Linked DNA regions of Homo sapiens: region 1 is linked to region 2. The links are chromatin contacts, found by Hi-C in ENCODE. All regions are on one chromosome and are shown on one strand. Each heading gives the region's core, a stretch centred on a gene start or an enhancer-like site at or near the end of the contact. The rest is flanking DNA. Distances are from core to core; before and after follow the strand shown.

Region 1 (5,490 bases), core at 1,400-3,899, 230 kb after region 2:
GATTGGTTTAGGAGGATTGGGAGGTTGAGGCTGCAGTGAGCTGCGATTGCACCACTGCACTCCAGCCAGGGTGACAGAACGAGACTCTGTTTCAAACACCCCAAAACCACGTATTTTCTAAAACTATGGCTGTGATAACCTATCTTATTATAGCATATTCCATTTTTTCTTTTTTCTATATATTATACCAATAAGAAATGTGTTGAATAATGATGTTCTTTTTTATGATTTGTTTAAAAATTTTCAAATTCAACAAATCATTAATATTTAAATAATACACTAAAATTGATGAGATATACTTCATCAGATGCTTCACATGTGACTACATAAATTTTGTTTTCTCTAGGCATTGAGTGAAGTGCATCATTGCTACTTGGGGAATCACAGTGATTAGTGATTCACATTCTGTGGGAATACCCTTGAGTAGAGGTCCCTCTCTGGCCAGGACATATACAGTGTGCCCCGTTAGGGCCATGGCTCACACGCTGAGCTTGGAAATGACCACTCGCTGGGGAGAATGGCAGCTTTGCCTGGCTGAGTACTGAGACCCCGTCAGGAAGCCGAAGGCAGCCGAAGGAAGGCAGGGGCTCACGTGTGACTGATGCACAATTTTTAAAGAAGGGTTAAAGAGTTTCAAAATGTTCAGTAACAGATAGGATAGACTATTTCTTTTACAAACTTCCTCATATCCCCCCATCTCCTTTTCATGTTTCCTGATTCGGTCTAAATTTGGAATGGTATAAAGACAAAAGAGGGAAAGCAAGTATGTCTAATACTTGGATTGTATTTTGACAGATACCTGGGCTGTCTGTCTGGCTGCTACTTGGCTTCACTTCACAATATCCTCTGAAGAGTGACTCACCAAGACCATCATTTTAAAAGATAAAATAGAATGTCTTCTTACATTGGAAGAAGGAAATGTTTGTCTCTCAAAGTTGCTTTCTATACGGGCAAAGTAGCTACATCTAGTGTTTGAAGTATCAGACAGGATTAGGAAATGAATAACTTTTTATCCATACAAGAGAGAATGTGATTGTGAACAGCTTCACAATGCTTGATTTTCAGCAGTTTAAATGGAATCTAAATTGCATGCAATAAATCAGTGACATCTTTGATTCATTATAGATAATCAAGAGGAACCTCTTCTGTTTATTGGTGCCAACAGATTCAGATCAAACACCATAATCTATCAAAAGAAGGGAATGGCTGCTAGTTGAGGAGGAGACAGCTTTAGGTAATGGGTCATTGCCACCATATGCCGGGTGCTACTGGGTGCCAGGAACTTCATTACTTGTTTCACAAGACCCTCATGTGATGGATAATACAGTCCTCCAAAACGCAGACACGAAGCAGAACAACTAGGTTTGAGGCATGTGACATGGGAAGTAATTTACCTTCTCTGTGCTTCGGTTCCCCATCTATAAAACGAAGATGATAGTAATACATCCATGCTAGGCTTTAATAGGACCTATCTCATTTAGAATAGGACCTGGCACATAGCTCTCACAATAAGTTACCTGTCGCCACTGCAGAAAAACAAACTGAGGTTCAGAGAGATTAAGTAACTTGCCAAGAACTACTGAGGCAGCAGGTAGCAGAGTTCAGATCCGAAGCCCAGCGTCATGAACTGTGTGACCCATGCTTGCTCCCTAAGGGCTCTGGTGCCTTTCCCATTCTCCCTTGTGAAAGCATGCAATGGGAACCCATGGACACAGAGTCCAGGGATTTTACTTTGGGGGTTTGGGGGAGTTTATTGGTTGGGGGTTGCCTTTTTTTTTTCCAAAAGATGTTCTAAATTATTATGAGTGGCATTGGACTGTCTTTTCTGCATAGAAATCTTGGTTTGGTTTGGTTTGGTTTGTTTTGACCAACGCCGGGCATTGACTAAAGAGTGAGCCATCACCTTGTCCAGGTCTTGGTGTTTGATGAGAGCAGATGGTGCCCTGTATTGGAAAGGCTGTGGAGAAAGTCATTCAGGTTGGCATTCTCTGGGGGTGGGACTGGAACCTGGGAACAGCCCCACCTTTTCCACTAGTCTACCAAAACCTGCCCTTTACTCTTCCTGCCCTTGACTGTAAGCACCACTGGTTCTGACCATAGAGAAGCAAGGTCTCCAAGGCAACCATTACAATGCCCATGACATTAACAGAGGTGTTTCCATTCCTTCCCTTTGCAGGTCAGTCCCATTGATTTATTTATTCATCAAATATTTACTGGGCACTTCAGTGGCCAGCCAGATGCTACATTCTGTGAAGAAAGATACAAGAAAGGTGCAAAGAAAATATCAATTCAGTTCAACACACTCATACTGAACACCTGCTCTGCTCAGAGCAATAAGCAGAAGACAGGGGCATCAGAGTGAGTGAGCTCTGGAGGAACTCACATTAATGTGCCAGAGGAGCTATATCTGGAAGCAGGGCTAAGTCCTGTAAGAAATATTTTTCCAAAATGTTGCATGACTTTATAAGAGGGAGAGATCATTTCTTATTGGAGAGATAATAGGGAGCAGGAACTGGAAATATAGTAGGTTCCTGGAGGAAGTAAAATGTGAGCTGGACCCCATGGACCCAACCAGCTAACTGTGACATTGTGGGTATTTGAGAGCCAACATAGGCCCCAGGCAACAGTGCAGGACAAACACTGGCCAAAAACCAGCAGTGCATGTATCTGTCCTGCACTTCATCAGTCAACCAATTTGTTGGCCACCTGCAATGTGCCAACATTCTTAGTTACTCAGGAGACAGCACTAAACAATATGCATTCCTTGACCTCATAAAGTTTCTTGAAACATAATCAGAGTTAACATTGCCTGAGTGCTTAAGAGTCAAGCACTGCCTAACCATTGCTGTCCAACAGAAATACCGTGTAAGCCACATATATAATTTTCAGTTTTCTTTCTTTCTTTTTTTTTTTTTTTGTGACAGAGTCTTGCTCTGTCACCCAGGCTGGAGGGCAATGGCACGATCTCGGCTCACTGCAAGCTCTGCCTCCTGGGTTCACACCATTCTCCTGCCTCAGCCTCCCGAGTAGCTGGGACTGCAGGCGCCTGCCACCATGCCCGGCTAATTTTTTGTATTTTTAGTAGAGACGGGGTTTCACCGTGTTAGCCAGGTTGGTCTCGATCTCCTGACCTCGTGATCTGCCCGCCTCAGCCTCCCAAAGTGCTGGGATTACAGGCGTGAGCCAACATGCCCGGCCATATAATTTTCAGTTTTCTAATAGGCGCATTAAGTAACAGGTGAAATTAATTTTAATCATATTTTTATTTAACTCTATCTAAAATATTATCACTTCAGCATAAATCTTTGCAATCTGGTCCAAGCAACTGTGCACCCAAGTTCCACAGACACACATGGAGTGCTCTAGAGCAGTGATCCCAGCCTTTCTGGGACCAGGGATTGGTTTGGTGGAATATATTTTCTCCACAGATGGGGGGAGGGTTGTGGGAGGGGATGGTTTTGGGGATGATACTGTTCATCAGGCATTAGTTAGATTCTCATAAGGAGCACGCAACCTAGATCCCTTGCATGTGCAGTTCACAATAGTGTTCAAGCTGCTATGAGAATCTGATGCCACGGCTGATCTGACAGGAGGTGGAGCCCAGGGGGTAACGCTCATTGGCTCACTGTTCACCTCCTGCTGTGCAGCCTGGTTCTTAACAGGGCCCAGACTGGTACCGGTCTACTTACTCTTCAGAGCCCTTCTCAGGTGTTATTTCTTCCATAAACCTTCTTTGACCCCCATGGAGTCAGGGATGCCCGTGACCTTTCTACTGTTAAAATAGACAGATGATCCTGGAATCATGTGTTTACTTGTTTGCCTCATCCATTAGAGACTAGAGTGTCTGATTTACTCTGAATTATTGGCATCCAACATGGGATTTTGTACAGAGTAGATTCTTAACCAAAATGTATTGAATTGTTGTTTCCTATTTGGGGAAATGTCTCCTTAAGAAACTTACAATGTGTTTGGAGTTTATTCCCTTTAGCAGTTACCACCTCGCCCCTTGAGTGAGAGAAGACCAGGTAAGTAAGTTTCAGATGAAAGCTTGGGCAACAGCTGCAGGAGGAACCACGAGAGCTGAGCATCTGGGACCAGACAGGCAGGCAGACAGACTTGAGCAGAGAAGACCACCAAGATACGAGTGGGTGAAGGAGCACTTGAGGGTGCCCTCCTGGGAAGAAAGTTCAAAGGAAGCATGTGTTCTAACCATTTACCTGTAACTCCACTCACAACCTTGGAAAGAGTGACAAATCCTTCCTTCTCCCTTTGGCAGCAGGATGCTTGCTTGCACAAGTCCTTAGCGGGGGTAGAAATCACGGGACAGGCGCAGTCCTATCTAGAAATCAGGAAACTGAGCTCTCATCCTGCTCTGCTACTGTTTTAAGTTAATGTTTAAAATTAGCGCAGGGCTACAGTAAAAAAACTAGGGCATCTAGAAATTCAAGGCCATGGTCTAGGATAAAAAAGAGCTTTTTGGGAAACATAATTCCAGTATAACCAGGTCTGTTCAATACAAACAGCACTCCTAATGCAGCCTTTGACCACCCTGGGCCATATCCTTTTCTGAAGCCTTGTCTTCTAGATTTGGATTTATAAACAACATGTAACTTGTTTTTTTCTTCTTTTTGTCTAGCGGAAATTGAATACATTCACATTGATTATGACTATATATTTAGAGGCGTTGCTACCATTTTATTTTGTGCATTCTGTTTGTCTCGATTTTCTAATTGCTAATTCAAAAAAATGCCTTTTTTTTTCTTTCTGGCCTTTTGCATTGTTTGAGAGTATTCTCCCTCCCCCACATTTTATTTTTGTCTCTCTATTACTTTGGTAATTATACATCCTAATTTCTATTCAGCTTTATCAGTCCTGAGAAAGCCTCAGTCATTAATTTTTCATGTATTGCCTCTCCCCCATTTCTCCCTTATCTGCCTCTGGAACTCCATTGAGACAGTAGTTAGACTTGGTACTCACCCCTCGTGTCTCTTAACTGGGACCTAGAGCCCCCACGTGCTAAATACTAGTCATTACTCTCCCCGGGTAACGGCTTTCTCTCCATGTCTTTAGACTCCTGCTCTCCCCATACAAGCATGAGTGCAAACGAATTTAACTTTACAGAAGGAAGCTCATCAGGATTCTAGATGCCGTGGCAAGCCACTGAGGGAAGACAGGCCACCCCTGAGTTAGTGATACTGCTGCCATATGAGATGACTTCCCCTCACCTGTAGCGCTCTGCCTGTAGGTAGGGGACAGAAGCTGAGGGGTCTTTCCCACTGCTCCCTGCTACACTTTGAATGTGTCTCTCAAAGCTCATGTGTTGGAAACTTAATCCCCAATGCAGCAGCATAGGCAGCTGGGACCTTTAAGAGGTGGTTAGGTCATGAGGGTTCTGTCCTCGTGAATAGATTAATGCCATTTTGGGAGTGGGCTCCTGACAAAAGGTTGAGTTTGGATGTTCCCTCCTTCTCCCTCCTCTGCTCCTCCCTC
Region 2 (4,772 bases), core at 895-3,394:
CAGCTAGCTTTTTTTTTTTTTTTTTTTCCAGCAGAACCATATGAAATTTACATATATACGGCATGGCCTGCTCCAAAAACTTACAGTCTAAATTTAGCCACATTGCTCCCACGCCGGCCACCACAATTGATAACTAGAACACTCAAGGGCCCCATAAAAAGCACGTGCAAAGTTTCCACCTTTGTCTAGAATCCCTGGGGCTGACTCAGTCAAAGGGGTCAGATCTCTTTCCAACGGTGTGCGGAGAAAGAAGTGGCCTCCTCTTGTTTTTAACTCTGCTGCTCCTCCTGCTCAGATCCTGCGCCCTGGATGCGGACGGACTTCCAGGCTCCCCAGGCAGCACCCAGCTAGGACCCAGTGACAACTCTTGGGTTGGTAGCAACAGCCCTGTGAGGTCAGGGTCCCAGGAGCAGCAGGGGTCTCCAGGATATATAGCAGCAAAAATCTCACCCTTCCAGGCCAAACCAGCCCTTGCCACGGGCCACAAGCCCTTTGCTCAGAACCTAGGTCAGCTCCTTGATATCCCTTGTCCCCTTAATCACTACCTATTTTTAGGATTTTTCACCTATGCAGATGTGTGTCCGCCTCCTCCCCAACTATATTAGTTTGCCAGACCTGCTCTAAGAAACTGGGTGGCTTAACCAACAGAAATGTATTTTTCTCACAATTCTGGAGACTGGAAGCCTGAGATCAAGGTGTTGGTTTCTTCTGAGGCCTCTCTCCTTGGCTCGCAGGTGGCTGCCTTCTCCCTGTGTCTTCACTTGGCCTGATTGCCAAACCCAGCGCCTTCTGAGATACTGGGGGTTACAATTTCAGCATACGAAATTTGAGGGCAGGGTGAGGGGACACAGTTCAGCCCATAACACCAACAATTAACTCTGCAAACTTAAGATGTAAGTTAACTTTTTTAATTCAAGAAAAAGACAGGGAGGCCGAGGCAGGTCCACCCGCCTTGATCAGGAGGTCAAGACCATCCTGGCAAACATGGTGAAACCCCGTCTCTACTAAAAATACAAAAATTAGCTGGATATGGTGGTGGGTGCCTGTAATCCCAGCTGCTTGGGAGGCTGAAGCAGGAGAATCACTTGAACCCGGGAGGCAGAGGTTCCAGTGAGCCGAGATCGTGCCACTGCACTCCAGCTTGGACGACAAGAGCAAAAACTCCATCAAAAATAAAAGAAAAATAAATAAATAAATAAATAAAAATAAATAAAAGACAGGGAGGAGAAGAGAGAGAGAGAGAAAGAGAACGGTGTGTAGCGAGGGGGGCCTCATCATATCCTTCCAGGACAATAGGTGGCCCGCGCTTACCATACTAAGGTGGCCACTCAAGTGACTGTTCAAACACTTAAAGTGCATCCTACTAAATACAGAAGGTCTCTGTAAGACACATGAGCCCAGAGCTTCTCTGGATGAAATGGGAGTGAGGGGTTGAGATCCCCCCACAACTCCCTTCTCACTAAATCACCTCTGACAAGCACAGGATAAAAACCTTTGACCTGGAAGATTCCAGGTATCCGGGCTGCTTTTGTTATCTTTTCACAAACGCACAGTTCATCAAGGTTTGGAACAGGGACCTATGATATCATCTGATGATCTTTAGCTTTGGAGACATAACTGTCACTAGCACCCAGCCCAGTTTCACTGTAAAGTTGTCTGGCTGAGCTCCCGCAATCCTGCCAACAGTCCGTACTTGTGTGGCCTGCTCTGTTTTTCCATTTTACTTCTTTTTAGAGATGGGCTTGTTAATCACCCTGCTCAACTGTGATACCCAAGAAAAGCTGAGAGAGTAAAGTTATATGCAGCCTTCCTGTGACCTGTTTGCATGTACCCAGTCAATAAAACTCAGGCAGAGTGACAGTGACAGCTGCCTTGTGGCATTCAGAGGGATTTGAGCAGTTTAGCAGCCTCCTGGACAAGTATATCATTACAGCCCAGCTGCTAAGAAAGAAAACACCTAAACCCTGGGGAACAGGCACAGCTCCTGCAGCCACCCAGGGACCTGTCTCAGATACCTGCAAGGCCTGATCAAGACTCTCCTGGCAGCTTTCTCCACACTAGGACCTCCTAGTCACAAGTTGGTTCTCACCCTGACGCACACTCCCTGCCTGCAACAGCCTGGCTTTTAGCAGCTGAGAGGACACGGTCCCTGCCTGGGAGGTGGCAGAGGAGAGTGACTAGAAGGGAAGGTACAATGGGGGCCAGGCAGTCAAGGGCCAGCTCCAAGGATAAGGGCCCCAAGAGGATGCTGTTCACGGGGAGGAGACAGAAGTTTTCTCCGTGGGACGATGCCCTGCTCTCGGGAAGGGACCCGCGGTCCCTGCTGAAGCGGGGCATGCACCACGTCAGCTTCAGCCTGGTCACGAGAGGAATGACAGACATCCCCGACTTTCTGTGGGGCTTGTCCGAGGTCCAGAAACTCAATCTGTCTCACAACCAGCTCCGGGTTCTCCCTCCCGAGGTGGGGAAACTGACCCGGATCGTGGTCCTGAACTTGTGCGGGAACCGCCTGAAGAGCCTGCCCAGAGAAGTGAGCCTCCTACAGTGCCTCAAGGTCCTGTTTGTCAACATGAACTGCCTGACAGAGGTGCCGGCCGAGCTGAGCTTGTGCCGAAAGCTGGAGGTCCTGAGCTTGTCGCACAACTGCCTGTCCCAGCTCCCTGCATGCTTCGCCGACCTCTCTAGACTGAGGAAGCTAAACCTCAGCAACAACTTCTTCGCGCACATCCCCATGTGTGTGTTCTCCCTGAAGGAACTGATTTTCTTGCACGTGGGCTCGAATCGCCTGGAAAACATCGCTGAGAGCATCCAGCACCTGGCCAGCCTGCAGATCTTCATCGCAGAGGGCAACAACATCCACTCCTTCCCGAGGTCGCTTTGCCTGGTCACCAGCCTGGAGCTGCTGAACCTCAACAACAATGACATCCAGACCCTCCCGAGCGAACTCCACCTGCTGTGTAGACTGGTGAGGATCGCCTGGAATCCCATGGACAAAGGGCTCCACATTTCCCACAACCCTTTATCCAAGCCTCTGCCGGAGCTGGTGGAGGGGGGCCTGGAGATGCTCTTCGGCTACCTGAAGGACAAAAAACACACCTGACCTGGGTCCCGGAGGCCTGGATGGGAGGCAGCTCATCTGGACTCTGTCAACCGGGGTACTTCTCTCGTCTCAGCTTTCTACTCTCATCCTTAGTGTCTGACAATACCTTTGTTAATATTTGCTAAGTCGCTGTTGAACATCCACGTTAAGGAGGTGATTGTTTTTAACTCTGTATGTTCTTAATAACCTCTGGAATATCATGTTCATCTCATCCTAAACATAAATTGAAACAGGGGGTTGGTTTTCCCCAAAGAGAACTAACAGTTCTGATTCTTCTGAGGAGCAGTGAGATTCAGCCCTTGGGAGAGTGGACACCTAACAGGTCTGAATTCAATGTAATTCAAAAGGCAAATATTTGCTAAGTACTGTGTGCCAAGTACAGTATGAGGTGCTGAAACCTGGTTTCAGATAGTTTCTGCCCTTGAATCAGCAACCTGTGGCCAGGTGGCAACGGCAAGACACGTTCCTCCATCAGCCTCTGTGAAACATTACTTGGGACCAAAAGGCAAACCACAGTGGGCTCTGTCCCCAGTGACCAAAAGAGGCAGAGTTTTCGCCTTGAGTTCTGGGGGACAATCATAGGAAATTTTTCTTTCATGCGGCTACAGAGGAATAACCAAGCCACTCATGCTTATGTCTGGTGGTGAGTAAATGGGTAGAAGGATGGCTTTCAGATATTAAATATGAACTGATATAATGTGTATTTCAACCTTCCTTCCCAGTCCTGTCCCACTCATTGTCATGTCCTTGAACTTCTTTGCTAGACACTAGGCAATCATCAAATGATCCCATTTTAATTTCACTTCTCCATGACTACATCTGCCCTCTCAGAGATAAACTACTAAATGGGATAATTTGGCCAACAATGACCAAAAGGCAGAAAAGAGGGGAAAGACATAGACAAGTCATGCAAAAAAGTAATCACCCTTTTACAATTTGGAGGAGGGTAATATTGACTTTCCCATGTTAACGTTAAAAAAAAAATGAGTTTAGTGACATTTAAAAGCTCCTTGGAAAAAAGTCTCTATAAAAACACGAAGCTTGTTTTTTTATTTTAAGAGCACACAGCTGTTAGTGAAATACAGACACCAGGGCAAGCAGTGACAGAGTTCCTGCACCAAAGGTCACTGGACCTCACTGCTCTGGCAGCAGCCAAGAGCCACATGGCATTAATATTGGTTTAGAGCTACAGAATCAGAATGAAAAGATGACACTGAAGAAAATCAAGTACCTTCAGGTCTACAAAGAGCCAATTGTTCTGATCTCTTGGCACATTTGTCTGCAAAATTATAGCAAATGATACCAAGACTTAGCATTTGGGGTTGCTGCCAACACTTGTATAACTTCTCAGTATTCCTAGTTTAATTCAATTTAACTTATATTTATTAGCACCTTTTCCGGTCCGGACACTGGGCGGGAAACCTGAGAAGAACAACACCTGCTCCTCCTACCACAGAGCTCCCAGGTTGGAGAAGGAGAGAGACCCACGTGGTTTCTACAACGTGCAGCAAGATGTGATCCCTGCTCAAGAAGGATACAAACAATGGGCTGAGGCAAGAATAACACACTATAGGGCGTAGACTAGACTGAGCTCCAAAGTCTCAGTAACCAGAGAACAGTAAGCAAATAGCACAGCTGGGATAAATCAGTCAACCCCTTCATTCCCTGCAGC

What was found. Hi-C counts contacts between places; a loop is a spot of excess contacts on that map. Pooled maps may share reads with other maps.
Region 1: a map of psoas muscle shows a loop between it and region 2 (2.0-fold over the local background). The contact joins the enhancer-like site here to the promoter of LRRC30 in region 2. A Hi-C loop is called at or near these places in 1 of 168 maps with a recorded cell type or tissue (psoas muscle), 1 of 37 single-sample maps with no recorded cell type and 5 of 50 pooled maps.

Annotation. Positions count from the first base shown.
Region 1 is chr18:7,462,079-7,467,568 of GRCh38, forward strand. No RefSeq gene overlaps it. Among named protein-coding and RNA genes, the nearest start is that of PTPRM, 100 kb to the right of the region's middle. Within about 2 kb of position 2,650, at least 2 of the 41 ENCODE cell types and tissues checked have a DNase peak (open chromatin) inside an H3K27ac peak, as active enhancers do.
Region 2 is chr18:7,228,945-7,233,716 of GRCh38, forward strand. LRRC30 (leucine rich repeat containing 30) reads left to right here and starts at 2,145. Exons shown (of 1, transcript NM_001105581.3): 1 at 2,145-3,100. The coding sequence starts at 2,195. The coding sequence ends at 3,100.